3 separate regions of the Homo sapiens genome follow, and regions 1 and 3 are each linked to region 2. Evidence: chromatin loops called from intact Hi-C (ENCODE). Cell type or tissue: endothelial cell of umbilical vein. All regions are shown on one strand. Links, peaks and the distances in the headings refer to the core of each region. The heading gives the core; the rest is flanking DNA. Region 1 holds the start of PCCA-AS1 (PCCA antisense RNA 1). Region 2 holds the start of LOC124903201 (a long non-coding RNA gene). Region 3 overlaps PCCA (propionyl-CoA carboxylase subunit alpha).

Region 1 (5,668 bases), core at 254-5,253, 91 kb after region 2:
CCTTCTCACCCATGCGCACTGAGTTTCTGAGTATCAGAAAGTCAGGTTTCTGAATCCCTAGAGAAAGTAAAAATTTCCTTGGACACAATGGGTTTTCTTTGCTTCCTGCATGACAGTCACGAAGGGGAATCTGAAATAGAGAACTTGAATATGCGGCTTGCTGAAGGGAAGTGTACTGTACAGTAGCCCCCCTTCTCCACGGGGGATCCATGTCAAAATCCCCAGGGGATGCCTAAGACTGCGGATGGGACCGAACCCTGTATACGCTTGCCTTTAATGCCTTTTCCATTTCAGCTCGGCACTTAGCCCACACTGTGGCTGTAACTTTTGTAGTTTTAGGTACAGCAGCAAAACTAGCACAAATTTCTTTGTCCTTTTTCACAATTTCATGGATAGAAGATTGATTCTTACTGTAGATCTTAGCAATCTCAGCATACTTTTTTTTTTCTTGAGAACTTTCACCTTTTAACTAAAGGAAGGACTTCATGGCTGGTTTTTGGCATATCCAGATTGCCAGCATCATACTCTTGGAACTTTGAGGCCATTGTGAAGTCAAATAATAGTTCCTGCCAGGCACAGTGGCTCACACCTGTAATCCCAGCATTTTGGGAGTCCAAGGCAGGTGGATCACTTGAGCTCGGGAGTTTGAGACTAGCCTGGGCAACATGGCAAAACTCTGCCTCTACAAAAAACACAAAAATTCACCGGTCACGGTGGCACATACCTGTAGTCCCAGCTACTCGGCAGGCTGAGGTGGGAGCATGGCTTAAGCCCAGGAGGTGGAGGTTACAGCGAGCCAAGATCATGCCACTGCACTCCAGCCTGGGCGACAGAGCCAGCCTCTGTCTCAAAAATAAAAAAGGAACCTAAGCACTGAGACCCCCTGACAGTAGATCTGGTAACTGAGATGGCCACTAAGTGACTGGTTGGTGGTGGGGGTGTCTACAGCGTGGAGATGCTGGACCCCGAGAGAGAGGGTTTATGACCCAGGCAGGATGGAGCAGGACAGCACAAGATCTCCTCACACTACTCAGAATGACTCACAATTTAAAACTTATACATTGTTTATTTCTGGAATTTTCCATATAATGTTTCTGGACCATGGTTGACCACAGGTAAATGAAACCTTGGAAAGCTAAAACCTTGGATAAGGGGGGACTACTGTAATATAAAGTTTACAGTTCCTGGGGTGAAAGCTCAGGCAGACCCTATCTATGCATTATTACAACGTACCATCAATTCAAAACCATAAATTTGCAGAAACATCGTTGCTTTAATTCCTAAAATATTGAATATGAATAATAAAAATAATATATGCTTTGTCTTAGAAGCACCTTTTTAATATGATTGATGTGTATTGATCTGTTTCTTCATTCTAACATGAACATTTCTGTAACAGTCATTTCCCCTGAAATATCTAACCTGTGGGTACCTGAGACAGCTTGTCAGTTAGGAAGAACAGTGGTGGCGATAGCCACGTAGGGCTGGTTTGGTCGTGAGTGCAAGTGTGGTTGCAGCAGCTAGAGCAGAGGACTGTGTGGAGAACATGGGTCAGGTCAGAAGGCAGTAGCCAGGAGGGATGCAGAGTCGAGAGAGAATTTGTTGATTGGAATGACTCAGGTTGACTTTCAGGATGAAGAGAAGGGGCCAATAGAGAGGGAAGAGAGGACAGTTGATGAGGCAGGCTCCAAGAGAGGAGGGCAAAGCGAGATCAGGGGCTCCAGTGAAATGCCTGAGTGTGATGAGAAGAGCGCTGTCTTGTGAGGCTAGAGAGGGAACCAAGGATGGGTGGGCCTGGGAAGGCTGGAGAGGTAGCCTGTCAGGGAGCTGCTAACCCACTTAGAAATACTCTTATTGACATAACAAGGTTTTTTGTTTTGGTTTTTTGTTTGTTTGTTTTGAGAGAGCGTTCGCTCGTTCCCCAAGCTGAAATGCAATGGTGCAGTCTCAGCTCACTGAAACCTCCACCTCCTGGGTTCAAGCGATTCTCCTGCCTCAGCCTCCCGAGTTGCTGGGATTACAGGTGCATGCCACGGGTGCAGTGGCTCACGCCTGTAATCCCAGCACTTTGGGAGGTCGGGGCGGGCGGATCATTTGAGGTCAGGAGTTCAAGACCAGCCTGGCTAACATGGATATAACAAAATTTTCTATTTCAAAAGTTCAGTCGTGGGCACAAGTTGATTTTGCCTTACAGTCTTGATAGTGAAGGTGCATACTATTTTTAAAGCTGTATTCCTTAGATACTACCATATTATCTAATGTTTCTAATAATGGAATTAGCAAAAAATGACTACATCATCCAAATTTGACTTTGTACTAACATACTTGGCGTACTCCATATCCCTGAAGGTTAACAAGAGATAAATTTGGCCTAGACTGGTCTTTTCCTGAATTCATCACTTAAAAAAGGAAAAAAAGAATGGGGAGGAAAAGCCACGTTTTACTTTTATAATTTTTATTCCATCATTAAAAGTACAACTTGCTTTATGATCTGAAGAAATACCATCTAAGTCTTTCTATTAGGAACAAAAGTGAGCCTTTCAGGGAAAAAAAAAAAAGGAGCTGGGCTTAATCTGCATTAGCCCTTTGATGTATTCCCAGATTTTAAAAAGCTTCCCACTGTTCTCAGCCACGTTGAAACAGACCCAGCCATGTGTCCGGCGCTGTCCTTTTCTCCTCTCAGCACACACTTAGCCGGAGACACCTTTTGGCCAATGGGCCAGGATTCTTCCATTGCATCTTCAGCATGTGACCGTTTGTGCTGGCTCATTGGGAGTTCTGCTGCTCAGTACTCCTTCCCCAGGCAAAGACTCTTAAGTTAATAATTGGTTCAGAAGAATAAACTATACCGCCCTCTTGGTCTTCTTTTGGACATTTCTTTAAGATGAGGCTCTTACTGGTATATCTGGGGTACTTTATTGAGAAATAGAAAGTGCTAGCTGAAATAAGGCGTATCAGTCTAGAGTTAGGAAGTGAGAAATGCAATCGGTAAATTTTGCTTTTAAATAAAAATGGAAGCCCCATTTTAATTGTTGCCATTTCTAGTCATTTTATCATTTTTAACAGCCTGGTTTTCTATTTTAGAGAAGTTGCTGACCAATATTTAGAGAGCACCTCCCTAATCTGCACATCCTCTTGTGTGTGATGGTGAAGTGATGGGTTGGAATCGTTTTTAATGCTGTTTCCATTGATGGGACATTATTACCAGAAGGAGTGCTTTGTGCCAGCTGGTTTCATGGATGGAGGAAAACAATCTGGGTTTCAGTTTCACAAATAGAAAAACAAAACCTGAGAGGAAAAGGAAGTAATTCGTTAGCAGTGGCCACTGTGCAGAGTAGGATAACCTGCCTTCAAAGATTTTTGTTTCATGCACTATAATATAATGTTTAATAAATACTTTACTTCAAAGAACCTCACTACAAGAAAACTGGCCGCTTTCCTGCTATTCTTGTTCTCCGGCTCAGTATGACTATAAGTAGCTCATATCCGGTCCTCTGTGGTCTCAGGTGGTCGTTTGTGTTTATGATCCTTAAGCTGAAACTGTAAGGACTGTGTCCCTATTTTAAGTCTTTAGCAGATCCACCGTGTTCTGCAGGAATTGACAGAGGCTCTCGTGAAACCCTTGACACTTTGACCCATCTTGAGGAAAATGCTTAGATGCTAAAAGCAGTGTGCATAGGGATTACGTCCTCCAAAAATAGAAAACTCTAAATTTACTAAGCAGGGAGTAGAGAAACTCATCAGACTGCACCTCAAGTTTTTGATGTGTTCTGGTCGCCTCTGCACTCCCATTCTAGACTTCTAAACAACACGTTCAGGATCTCTGAGATAAAAGCTGGACTGAAGTTACAGAAAGAGCATTAGAGATGTTTGAATTTTTCTTTTTTCCCCCCTGTAGATATATTTGGCATATGTAGAATTTGAGAGTCCACTATTGATACCAGTTTCTTCCAGATATTAACACATATCAAATAGACAGCTAGAACTCAGAAGAAACTAATGGAGCTCTGAAAGAAACCATTGTTTTTTCCACTATAAATCTTAACTCAACAGCATTTAGGGTCTGGGTGGAGCCAGTCACCTGGGCAGCTGCTTCACACCCATTTTGAATTAGCTGCCCAGTGCTTCTGGTGAGCACCTCGGTAGGAGCCACTGCTGTGAACTCTTTTGCAAGTTCTGGTGGTGACTGGTTTGGTTTTTATTGCTCCCTGTTTGATGCACTGATAGGACCTAGGGCTGTTCTTAGAAATATAGGCCTGAGACGACTTAAATTTCACACTGGTTTTGTCTTCCGTTTCCACATTCCTCTCACTGACTCTCCCTCCCTTCCTGCCCTCTCTCTCTCTCTCATATGAAATGAGTTTAAAATCAGAGGGGAAGGATTGCTTTAATATTTAGCAGTCTAAACAGAGGGGGACAGGGCTGAAGAGGAGGAAGGGAGTGAATGGGTGTAGAAGAGAAAAGCTGTTCCCACCCCATTGCTTTAATGACAGTGGAAAGGGTGCATGGATTGGGCCTGTGTTTCTCTATCAGCTACTTTGTTCTTTAAAGCACTGGCTAGCTAAGCCATCTCTTTCTCTCCCATATTTTGCCTCTTTGAGTGTTTGCCTAGAACCACTTAGCTGTGGCAGCCCTGCTGATGGGGCAAGGTGCTCTGCAAGTTTCTAGGCAAGGTTTCTGGATCCATGTTGAAATTGAACGCAGATAGCACAACCATATTATAACAGCTACTTACAAACCAGTCAGCACATGTGTGGTGAGCATTTCTAGAGTTGAGTTATTGCTTAGGTCAATTGTAAGAGGAGTTTCTCTGAAAGAGTTCTGCTCTTTGAACTGGCAACCCCAACTCTAGAACTTACAGAATTGTTTTTGTTAATTTTTCTGGCAAGAGATTCATCCAAGTTTCCTAAACGTACTACAAGGGTATATGTATACAGAGACCTTAAGGAATGGCCAGCCATGCAAACCCTAGGGAACATCTTATCTGACAGTTCTTGGGATCCACAGTGGCTTGGGTCATAATGATAATACTGTAACTGGGAGAGCTGATGTATATGGAGCACTCAGTATGTGTGAGGCACCATAGATTCTCTCTTCATTTAATCTTCTCATGAGAAATACAGACGTTAAATAATTTTCCCAGGGTCACATAAGCTGGTACTAGGAATGAGGCTTAAAGCAGGGCTCTCTAAGAACAAAAGCTGTGATGCCTTAGCATCATTGACAGCAGCTCCCAGGTCTTACTCATCCTAGTGCAGTCCCGTTAGTCTACCTGAGCTCCCCCTAACACAGGAGTTGGCCTCTGCCCACTGGGGCTTTCATTCCCACTACCACCCACAGTTTCTGCATATGGCAGGTCGGAGCCCATCGTAGTGTCATGAGCCATTCTCTAAACCACCGTCTGCCTGAAAACTGCCTCATTCTCTGTCATTCCTGAAGGAAGGACTCTGGCTGGCCCATCTCATCTTTACTCACCTAGGTGTTCAATGGATCACTGGGTAATCTGAGGGTTGATGTTCTTCTTTAGTCTATCAACCAATCCCAGAGATGGGAGGCAGGGCTTACATAACACTGTAAATACTGCCACCTGGGATGACTTCTGCGGGAGAAGTACTGAGACCCAAGTCCACCATGGGAACTAACTGGATAAGTTTCCGAAGATTTATGT
Region 2 (5,668 bases), core at 457-5,456:
GAGATCACTCTGCCTTCATGATGGAGAATAGGTTTGGAGAGGCAAGACTGGAGGAAGAGGGCCTGCTAGAAGCAGTCATGCAGGTGGGCGCTGTGAGCCTCAGCTGCAAGTATTTTGGAGAAAAAATGGATCAACATGGAAGAGATTTAAGATGTAGAATTAACCGTGCATTTATTGAGCAGTAATAATATTAGCTAATATATATTGCATATTTAATATGTGTCAAGCACTGTTCTAAGTGATCCACATGCAATATGTTATTTAACAACAATTGTAGTCAACATGTACAATCTACTTTCATTTCTATTCCAATCCTATAAAGCATAAGTACTATTATTAGTCCTATTTTTAAGTATAAGGAAATTGAAGCATAGAGAGGTTACGTCTAGAGAAATAGGAAGACAATTTTAGACATAATTTTGAAGGGATCTGTGAGATACACAAGTGGAGATGTTTCCTGGGTCATTGCATGTGAGGTTCTGTGGCCCAGGAGAGAGTTTGGGGGAGATTCGGTCTCCAGTAGTATAAATGGCAGTTGAACACGGGTTGAATTGAGGAGAAAGTAGAAAAGGGAAGAGGACCAAGAAAGATGAAACCTTGAGGTATGCTAAAGATTTAAAGGATGGGCAGAGGAAGAAGAATCAGCAAAGGATACTGAAGAGGAGCATTGAAAGAGACTGTGTCAGAAAACCCAAGAAGTTGTGTTGTTTCAGAATTTAAAGGAAGAGGCTGTTTTAAGAAGATGAGGTCATTGATGCCAGTGAATGTAAGAAGTCATGTTAAAACAAAAAAAACAACTAAGGCTGAGATTTATCCATTGGATTTAGTGAAAATAATTGAGAACAATTTCAGTGTTGTAATGGGGCCAGAAATGAAATTGTGGTGAGTTCAGACATTGAGATATGCGGACAAGTGGAGTGAATGACTCTTCTAAAGGCATGGTCGTTAAGAGTGGGCCATGGTGTTGAGGGGATTGACTTTTTAAAGGTTTAATAAATTCTTAAGTGCTGATAACAGGTGCCAGAAGAAGGGAATTTTTGATGATTAAAGAATAAGGAGAAAAAGAAGAACTAGGAGAAGGGCCTCTGTGCTTTTTTTTTTTTGAAATGGAGTCTTGCTCTGTCACCCAGGCTGGAGTGCAGTGGCACGATCTTGGCTCACTGCAACCTCCACCTCCCGAGTTCAAGTGAATCTCCTGCCTCAGCCTCCCAAGTAGCTGGGACTACAGGCGCACGCCACCACGCCCAGCTAATTTTTGTATTTTTAGTAGAGACGGAGTTTCACCATGTTGGCCAGGATAGTCTTGATTTCTTGACCTTATGAACCACCACACCCAGCCTCTGTTCCATTTTTATATGAAAGGACAAAGGAGCGGGTGGAGATGAAGGGAGAGTTGGTGACTTATTCACCTGTGATGGCTGCTGTGGGGGAAGAGGTGAGGTGAGACTGGGAGGAGTTGATTATGGCATTAGAAATTGGAAGTACGTGGAATGTTGTTGAGGCTGGGAGCAAGAATTGACTTAAACACAACAGAAGGGCTAGGCTAACCAAGCTTCCATTTGAAGTCGTGGAGCAGGAGTTGATGGGGTATCAATCCATGTGGTCAGATAGTGCAAGGCAGCTCTGCATGTCCAGGAGGCCAGGACACAGGGAGGCTAGGCGGAGAGGTGCCAGTGAGGGAGGTGGAGATAGGCAGATCCTGAAGGGCCTTTAAACTATGGGTTTCGATTTTATTGTGACATTATTCATTATCTAGCCAGCTTTTATAGGAGCAGTTTATAAAGTATGTTCTAGGGAATACTATTGATCAACACGTTTTTCAAAAGTCTAAATTGTGTTCAAATTGGTGTCTTGTGAGAATTAATAGAATACATATTTAGATCACTTTCATAAATAAATACATTAACATCATATTTTCAGTAAGCTCATATTTGATATCTAATCAAATTCTTTTAGTCATGAATTTGAATGAGAGGTTTTTTGGGTTATTGTTACTGTTTGTTTTGTCTTCTGTGTTTTTATATTTGGAAGCAGAATTAGCTTTTGGTCTCTTAAGTGACCCCTTAGTCACTTAAGATGGTGTTCATTTCCATCATTGTGCTTATCATGCACTTGAGTTCTCGTGTTTATTTCTTTGTCCACTTGTTTAATTTCAGCCTCTTCACACTAAAATAGGAGCTTTGTAAAGGCAAGGACCTAGTCTTGTTCACTGTCACACTTCTTGTACTTCTCAGGAAATATTCATTGGGGGCAGGGTAGAGGAGTTGGGGAAGGAAGGAAGGAAGGAAGAGAGAGAACAGTGAAGCGGGAAGGAAGGAGTTCCAAAAACTGCTTCCCTAGTGGTCATGGAAACTCTTTAATAAATTAGAATGTTGTCTCCAAAAAATACAGGCAGATATGCGTTGACAATTGCCTTTCATACACCTTAACAAACTAGTTACATAATGGGATATCAAAATTCAGTCAATGTGTTTGCTAGTTTAATTTGTTGTGATTAAAGAAAACAATGATTTTATTTATAAATTTAGCACCTAGGAAATGTGATTTCAAATATCAAAGCATAGGCATTTTTTACTCTTTTTAAAATTGAAGGGTCAACAAAATCTGCCTTATTCTTCACAGTTTTTTCTCTGTCAGTAATGTAGCAGTGTGTTAATTTCCAGAAATTTAATCTCTTCTATAAAATTTCCTGTGACCTGAAAACTTTTGAATTGGAGTTAATTTACCAAACTGTCATGGAATGCCTGAAATTTCCTTGGGGCAGAGGAGGTAGCAGAGAGGTGGTAAGTTACCATGTTTCCATTGTGTGAATAACTGATAAGTGGGATTCCAAACAGAATCCATGTAGCGTTTTAATGAATTCACATTTGGAGAAAAAAGTCACAGACTTTCAAAACTTACAGGAATTTGGCTGTCCTAGGGCAACTCCTCACTTAACAGCAAGAGGGGATGAGAAGGTTGAGTGACTCACCCAGGGAAGTGACTCACCCAGGGAAGGTCAAGTGACTCACCCAAGGTTACTTGGTAAGTAAAGAGAGAAGCCAGAAGCCTGGGGCCTCCTGACGGCTCCTGCTTCTCTTTTTACTAAGGTCTTCTGCCATGGGAAGAAACTCTGAATGTTAGCAACCATCTGGATGGTGTTAGTTGTATGTCTCTCTATGTATGTTGAAAAGAAAATGTTGAAGAATTGAATTTCTCCTGCTTATGGGTTGTGTCACATTTAATAGCGTTCTTTAAGAAAAAAACACGATTGCTCAATATGATTATATGAGCTCACCATAACCAATGACAGGCAGAAAATCCTGGGAGGATAGACACTAACACCACATTATCCTGTTGGGATAATATCCCAAATTCTGAATATAACTTTCTTTTACCACTTTAAAGGCCAAAAAATGGCTGTTAAATGGAGTATTTTTGTCAAACCAAGTTTTTAAAGTTTTCAGCAGCTGCTTCTGCTGGCTTTTATTAACTACTGAAGAGTCTTTTTTTTTTTTTTTTTTTGAGATGGAGTCACGCTCTGTCACCCAGGCTGGATTGCAATGGCGTGATCTCAGCCCACTGCAACCTCTGCCTCCCGGGTTCAAGCGATTCTCCTGCCTCAGCCTCCCTAGTAGCTGGGTTTACAGGCGCCCGCCACCGTGCCTGGCTAATTTTTGTATTTTTAGAAGAGATGCGGTTTCACCATGTTGGTCAGGCTGGTCTTGAACTCTTGATCTCATGATCTGTACACCTCGGGCTCCCAAAGTGTTGGGATTACAGGCATGAGTTACCGGACCCTGCCTACTCAAGAGTCTTAATTGAACATCAAAATCCTGGTTTTGTTTATAAGGAAAAAAAGTTAATGGTGCAACTAGGACTAATTCTTTGATTAATTTTTTAACCACTTCTACTTAGCAAGTATATGAAACACATTAAAGACTGATGCATCTGTTTTGTTTTTGTTTTGAGATCAGGTAGAAGATCTACAAAACTAGTTGGAGGCTGGAAAGAAATTTCAGATAGTGATACATAGAAATGTTCTGCCTTAACTCTGAATTTTTAGTCATGAAATAGTGCAAACTCTTAACATTACTTTTGTGGAGCTTTGTAGTCCATAAAAATAACATTGTTGTAGAGCCTCTGTATGCGTCAGCTGTGACTGAGTGTTTTGATGTCTTAGCAAAAGGCAGAGGAGTGCTTTCCTTTGAAATGTGTGAGGCGGTTTGAGATGCAGCTTCTCAGATGGATTTAATTAGTCCTTCGTAGAACTGGATGTCCGTTTGTTGCAACTGAATTCTCATTTCATTCATCCATAACTAGAAACACCTCGCTTCAAACGGGTTTCTTCAAAGAAAGAGGGGTTTAGGGTTCTATGTTGTACTGCTTTTTGATGTTGGTTTCCCTTTAACTGAGAAGACCTTATGTTTATACAACTGTTATTATTAAGAAAACACAGCTTTCTTCAGCGAGGTTCCTTTTGCATCAGCGCTGGTTCTTGGTGGCAGTCAGAGGTCTGTGGAATGGATCTCTGTCAGACTATCACAGCAGCTGTGTGTTTGCAGATTTTGCTTATGAGAGGCATGAACTGAAAATAGGCGTAAACTTGAGTAATTCCCTAAACCCAAAATATAAGATAGAAACCAGTAACTGAATCTGGTAACAGGGTAGTTGTTTGTTTCAGAAGCTTATATTAACCACAAAAACAAAGTGAATCAACTAACAAGGGTTACCATGACCCAAATAGTAATTGCATTTTGATTCACTTTGCCTACAGTGCACAGGTCAGGTCTGCTTCTCAATAAATATGTTGAAAGAATGAAATATATCCTTCATAGTAAAATTATGTTTTTTAAAAAATATGTCCTACTACTAATATTTTTTAAATTATCCCTAAACCTTCACATTTCATTAGAATAGCTACTTCAATTTACTCTGAAAAAACTGCTTTCTTGTCTTTCCAGTTTGTGTGTCCAGGGTCTGACGTGCTCCATCATCAAGGCAGCTTTTATCTTCTGTGTCCGTGATTCTAATTACATTTCAGGGGGTTGTGATCTCTCCCAGAATCCCGTTCATGCATTGTGTTTAGGATGAAATGCTTGAGGGGGTTTGGGGCTGTACACTCATGGGCACAGGTTTGCATATCTAAAACTTTCTTTGCTCTAACATCCTGATTTGTATAAAAATCCTAAAAGCAAATTTCAGACTTCTAATTATTCTTTGCCTTTAAGGAAAGACAAAATTAATTTAGACTGTTCAAGCTTAAAATTATCCCAAAGCCACAGATCACACTGAAAACACATAGTAATATAGCCCACAAATTATTTTGGTGTCTTGTTTCCATATTCCATCCAAGAGTCTGTAGAATCTGTAGGCTTATATTTCTGTCTTGTTTCTTAGCCATAACTGATCTTTTCCATCTTATTCACCAGACTCAGCACTGCGTAACTGTGGCAATTTCTGAAACTCAGTGGCAAGGGATATACCACCATTGAAGAGATTAAAAATAATCAACAAAGGCTTTAAAAAGTTTAAAAAATGTATTTGGAGCAATAATAGCAATAGGTCAGAAAAAGTTTTCACGGAAAGGGCCAATATACAATTAGGTTTCCATCTCTGTATTCTTGATTGTGTGTTTTATGTCTTGTGACTATCTTGTGGAGTTCCTAATTTTAAAAGAATTATGGGT
Region 3 (5,668 bases), core at 275-5,274, 48 kb after region 2:
ATGCCTTTAATTGCCTCTGTAGAGCACGTACACCCTTTCCCTGTGGCATATAAGCTCTGGGTCTGGCCAGTAACAGAGTGGGTTATACCTGTCTTGCAGCCATCCGAGATCACGCTTCTGTCTGTAAGTTCCCCCAAGAAAACACCCTTTACCAACAAATTGAGTTTCTTTGCCTTATTCTTTGGTTTCTTGGCTCCCTCCGCATTTGGGGGCTGCTTTGCATTTATGGCCCTTTCACAGAATAATACCCCAAATGTTGTCATTTCAACATGAAAGACTTTTAAAAATTACTAATGTGATACCAGAAACAACATAGACATTGGCATTAATACAACAGTATCTTAAACAATGGAACGGTCAGAGTGGAATGTAGTCCTACCAAAACAATGGAGTTGGGTTTAACAGAAAATTACACTGCTTCAGTTTTAAAATTAACATTAAATACAATTGAAAATTTAACTCCTCAGTCACACCAGTCATATTTCAAGTTCTCAGTAGCTACGTGTAGCTAGTGGTTACTGGGTTAGACCACTCACAGGCAAAATTTTTTGTAAACCAGAGAGTGTTTACAGATAGAGAAAACTCTACATAATGGTTTTTAAAGTATTCCCCCTTAATGTCAACCACAGTTTTGGTTTTTATCTCTTAAAATTTGGAATAGATGAGTTGAATTTATTTTTAAACAGAAGATGAATTTATCATCTAGCTGACAAACTTTTTAAATTTCCCATTAGAAGATTTAAAAAATTACAACCATTTTTAAAACGTGGAATGATTTCCTGCCTGTGGCATATAATTAAAGTGATGAAACAAACAGAAGATTCGCTGTGTCCTGGCCATGGTGAGCTCACTCTCTGTTTTCCTCACAAACCCCAGAACCTTTGTAGTGTGGAACCTGCTGGATGAATAGAAGTTTTTTATTTTATTTTATTTTTTTACTATGTCTATATTCCTGTGAAGTAATTTTTTTGACCTTGAAAGAAGTTCTTCAATTTTGCTGTTCTCTATTTCTTACAGTGTAGTTTGTGTACCGGGATTTAATGTATTGTTTGTCGTTAGCGTTTTACATACTAGATTTTCATCGTGCATAGTCACGTTGTTTGAACATTTGCAAGCAGAGCCGACTAACTGCTGTTGGCCTGTTTCTTTGTATGGCGTGATTTCTTCTATCCACCTGCTCACAGCAGGTTGCCTTCAGGCCTGAGGAGTAGCTAAATACTTTTGAAAATATCTTGAGATCCTGCTAAGGTCTAACAATTTCTGCATTTGTGTGATGTGAAGCTATTCATGCTGTACCTTTGAAGACTTTTTTCTTTCTATTTCTCATATTCTTGCTCAAATATTTTCAAAAGAAGATAAATTTATTATAAATAACAGTGCAGAGCTGATTGTAGCACCACTGCATTCTATATTGAATAGGTCTTTGATATTCAGCTAAGTGGAACTAATTTTCTATGTTAAAGCAGACAAATTTGGAATAGTGTCACATGAATCTCATGTTATTTACTGAAGAATACCAGATTAAATGGATTAGTTGTGAAATGACTAGAGTATTAAATTATATATATATATATATATATATATATATATATATATATATATATATATATATAAAACGTGATAACTTAAAATGCCCAGTGGGCCTATGTAATATAAAATATTACACAAGCACATGAATATGATGGACGAGATGTTATTCTGTTTGCAGATTGTGAAACTATCTGTAGTATATATACAAATGGTTGTCCACACAGAATTTGAATCAATTTTAAAATTGTAACCTTAAATTTCAGTTTTGAAGAAAATAAATTGTTGATTTTCATATCTACTTGAGAGGAAGTTAAAAATGTTATTTTCTTTTCAGTTTTTTTTAGATTAAAATAGCTCCCACACCCTCCAAGAATAAACTTTAGTTTTAATCCTAATAACTGTTTATAGATAGTAAAATTAATATTTTAATTAGAAAAATAAAGCGGCATACATTTTTGCCTGTACTTTGCTGGTACACAAATGAATTGGGAAGTAATTGTCTTATGTTTTCAGTCCTAAAGTGTTTTACAGGTTTTAAAAATGTTCCCCCCACCCCCATCTGTTTGAAGTCATTATTATTTTGTACTTTACACATGTGATTTCTCTAGAATCATTGCATGTGACATGACACTCTCAGGATATATAGGATATATAAATATATAACTTAGAATAAGTAGAGGTTGGTATTTTTCGAATGAAGTAGGAAATGAAAGAGTAATTATTAACCATATCCTTTTTACATTCCTGACATATCAATACAGCTACACATCTTAGAAACAAGCTCACCAGTAGAACAGAAATAACTCTGTTGACTCTGCTTTAAAATATTTCAAGGCAGTTTAACAGCTGGGATGTATTTACAGCTATGGTATAAAGTATTAATTTTGATGCAAGGCTACCTGCTTTTGTAATGTAGTCCTAGAAGCTTAGCAGTTTTCTGGGTTTTATAATTTGGAGTTGCTTTTAAAATTTAACCGAATGGGAAAATGTCTTTCTGAACTTCCCCTTCCCACACCCCCACACATACAAGCTTTTCTCCTCTTCTGTTAACTAGAAAATTATATTTTCGTTGCTGCCTGAGGAAGAGAATTTTGAGTAGTATAAACACTGATTGTAGTAAATGTGGAAAATAATACAAACAGCTGCACTGCAGACCGATAAGACAAATCCCACAGTAATGGCCTTTAAAACATATTACCAAGTTGGAAATCAGTGAGGGGAAAAAGAAAACTATTACTATTTCTTCCTCTTACTGTTCAGTGACATTATTTTTAAAGGTGAAATTACCTCTGGTTTTATTATCCTAGGAAGGTATTTTTGGAACATTTGATTTATTGTTTTGCAAATGTTTTTGCCTTTGTGTGAATAACTTTGCTAATTTTGTATGAATTTGATTCTAACAAATGTTGAAGTCATTTTGTTAACAAAATCTTCTAAAGTATTTTTTAAAGAAATAAAAAGGAATATATTATGTAAACATTGGAGCAGACTATCAAAATAAGAAAAGGAGAACATTTTTATCTGGCTTTGGAGTGCCATTTAAAATAGGAAAAGGGATGAAATATTTGCAGAAAATATTTTAATAAGCGTGGATATGTTTCATCAAATACAAGTCTTAATTTTTATGAAGAATTTTGCTATTAGCATATCAAGTGGTCAGTTCATATTTGTTTTGGCATGCATTAGACTCATGATAGGCATTGAATACTTTGTTTTTTGTGGATTCTAAAACTGAATTATCTTAATCCTAGGCTCTAGGAAAAGTATATCTTACTGCTAGGGAAGATTGAAATAAATTCCAGTTCTGAGTGAAATTTTATTTCTGTTTTTCTTTACATCAATCTTTTCTTTTTCCTTTTTTCTTTTTTTTTTTTTTTTATTTTTGAGACAGAGTCTTGCTCTGTCACTCAGGCTGTAGTGCAATGGCATGATCTCAGCTCACTGCAACCTCCGCCTCCCAGGTTTAAGCGATTCTCCTGCCTTAGCCTCCTGAGTGGCTGGGATTACAGGCGCGTGCCACCATGCCCGGCCAATTTTTGTATTTTTAGTAGAGGCAGGATTTCACCATGTTGGCCAGGCTGGCCTCAAACTCCTGGGCTCAAGTGATCCGCCTTCCTTGACCTCCCAAAGTGTTGGGATTACAGGCGTGAGCCACCACGCCTGGCCTGTCCTTCCTTCCTTCCTTCCTTTACAAACTGTGGGAGAGTGGTGAAAAAAAGGTGACAGTCATTATATATGTAATTGTGACCTGCTTTAAATTGAATGCAATGTTAAGGACAGCTTATTGGTACTTATACCTATGGTCACACATTCATTGATACAGTTTGTTTTTAATGTGAAAATTTGTTTCCATTTTACATAATACAAAATTACTTCTATTTGCCTGGGAATGAATCTAACCTTTGTAGTGTCAGCCAAAGGAATGATAATATTGTTTTAGTGTCTCCTACATAGAAGGGAACGCCCAGTATGGCCTAGGCAGTGTTCTAGACTCTGCAGATAGAACAAGGAACAAGACTTACCTTCCAGCAGGGGGAAGTAGATACTAAACATGTAAATACCTAAATAAGGTGATTTTAGTACTAAGAAGTTGGATGAAGACTATGAAATTGATAGAAAGTCACTAGAGAAGGCAGCTTTAGCAAGGATGGCTAGGAAGTCCTCTCTGAATAGCTAACACTGAGCTGAGACCTACGAAGAGGAGGGGGCAAACGTGCAGAAGTCTGGGGGAAGGAAGTCCCAGGTAGCAGAAGGGGCAAAGCAGAGGCTCTGAAACGGGACAAGCTTGTTTTGTGTGAAGGCCAGTTGGGGAGAGTGGAACGAGGAAGACAGAACCAGATCATCTAGGGGCCAAAGAACTGTTTTGTTTTGTGTTGTTTCTTTCTATTCATGTTGTGGAGCGTTTGGAGGGTTTGGGTAGGAGAGTGATGTGATGTGATTTTTTAAATCATTGCAGGCCTTGGGGTAGAGACAGAGAAATCATTGATTTGACCATTGCAGACCTCAGGTGAGAGGTACTGGTGGCTTAGACCAGGAGGCACCGTCTGTTTCTATGGGGCTCACAACTTGAGTGGTTATTACATTTTTAAATAGTTGGGGGAAAAAATTAAAGAAGAATGTTTCATCCAGCCTGGGCAACATAGTGAGACCTTGTCTCTACAAATAATTTTTTTAAAAATTGGCTGGGTACAATGGTGCATGCCTGTGGGTCCAGCTGCTTGGGAGGTTGAGGTGGGAGAATCGCTGGAGTCCAGGCAGTTGCTGTGGAGAGCTGTGACCATGCCACTGCACTCCAGCCTGGGTGACAGCATGAGACACTGTCAAAAAAAAAAAAAATCAATAATGTTTCATGACCCATGAGAAGTATGATGTCACATTCAGATCTTATTGATGATAAGCAGTTAACTAGAACATAGCCACATTCATTCATTTTTGTCTGCCATGTATAGCTGCTTTTGCAGTTTTTGTCGTATGAAGCTGAATGCACAGACTTTCTTGCCACGCAGCAGTTCAGTGGGTTATTGTGATTTTTTTTTTTTTAATCTCAGGACCAAGATTAAAGTTTTTTGTGCAGAGTTGCAGGTAGCCAAATTACTTTTTGTATTCCTGTGCCTTAGATTCCTCATCTGTAGAGCAAAATTGAGATCGTCTTTCAGGTCTGTTTGCTCTCCACATCCTAAGGTCCTAGGTCTGAATCAGACTTAGTTCTTCTGTTGTGGCTGCTTAGCACATCAGGCTCCTAACTGAATGATTGTAGTGGTGTTTTACTCGGTCTCCTAGCCTCGTCCTTCCCCATTCTATGTATCTTCAGCATGACCTCAGACCACCGTCTTTCTAAAACATGAGCATGTCACACTCCAGTTCTTAACTGTAAGAACTTTGTCAGGTATGAGCTCTCTTTGTACAAGATCTGACCTGGGTTTATAATTCCTTCCTGGTTTCCTTTCTTGCCACTTCCACCTTCATCCAACCCTATTTCTGGCCACGCTGAACTGCTTAACATTCCCTAAACTTGCCATGCCATCGTGCCATCCCTTAATCTGAAATTTTTGTTAACTGTCTCATCAGCCCACAATTTTTTTTTTTTTTTTTGAGACGGTGTCTCGCTCTGTCTCCCAGGCTGAAGTGCAGTGGTGGT

Evidence for each region. A loop is a pair of places that touch in the nucleus more often than their neighbours do. Peaks named below come from ENCODE experiments on the same cell type or tissue, not always from the same donor. Only the 100,000 strongest peaks of a DNase experiment are listed, where the experiment ranks them.
Region 1: a loop joins it to region 2, with 2.0 times the contacts of the local background. A loop is called at or near these places in 3 of 110 quality-filtered maps.
Region 3: a loop joins it to region 2, with 2.0 times the contacts of the local background. A loop is called at or near these places in 6 of 110 quality-filtered maps.

Annotation. Positions count from the first base shown.
Region 1 is chr13:100,480,709-100,486,376 of GRCh38, forward strand. All of the region lies in intron 21 of PCCA (propionyl-CoA carboxylase subunit alpha), which reads left to right. It overlaps PCCA-AS1 (PCCA antisense RNA 1), which reads right to left and starts at 307. Exons shown (of 5, transcript NR_047686.1): 1 at 272-307. LOC107984574 (a long non-coding RNA gene) reads right to left here and starts at 499. Exons shown (of 3, transcript XR_007063850.1): 1 at 412-499. In endothelial cell of umbilical vein, for the core only: no CTCF peak of the experiment used is centred there; a DNase peak (open chromatin) is centred at 3,313.
Region 2 is chr13:100,389,933-100,395,600 of GRCh38, forward strand. The region is part of intron 19 of PCCA (propionyl-CoA carboxylase subunit alpha); the gene reads left to right. LOC124903201 (a long non-coding RNA gene) reads left to right here and starts at 1,271. Exons shown (of 2, transcript XR_007063854.1): 1 at 1,271-2,783; 2 at 2,921-5,668. RefSeq lists enhancers at 2,375-3,574, 2,843-3,137. In endothelial cell of umbilical vein, for the core only: no CTCF peak of the experiment used is centred there; DNase peaks (open chromatin) are centred at 2,989 and 4,329; H3K27ac peaks cover 3,194 bases.
Region 3 is chr13:100,438,598-100,444,265 of GRCh38, forward strand. All of the region lies in intron 20 of PCCA (propionyl-CoA carboxylase subunit alpha), which reads left to right. Among named protein-coding and RNA genes, the nearest start is that of PCCA-AS1, 40 kb to the right of the region's middle. In endothelial cell of umbilical vein, for the core only: no CTCF peak of the experiment used is centred there; DNase peaks (open chromatin) are centred at 404, 2,424 and 2,594; H3K27ac peaks cover 713 bases.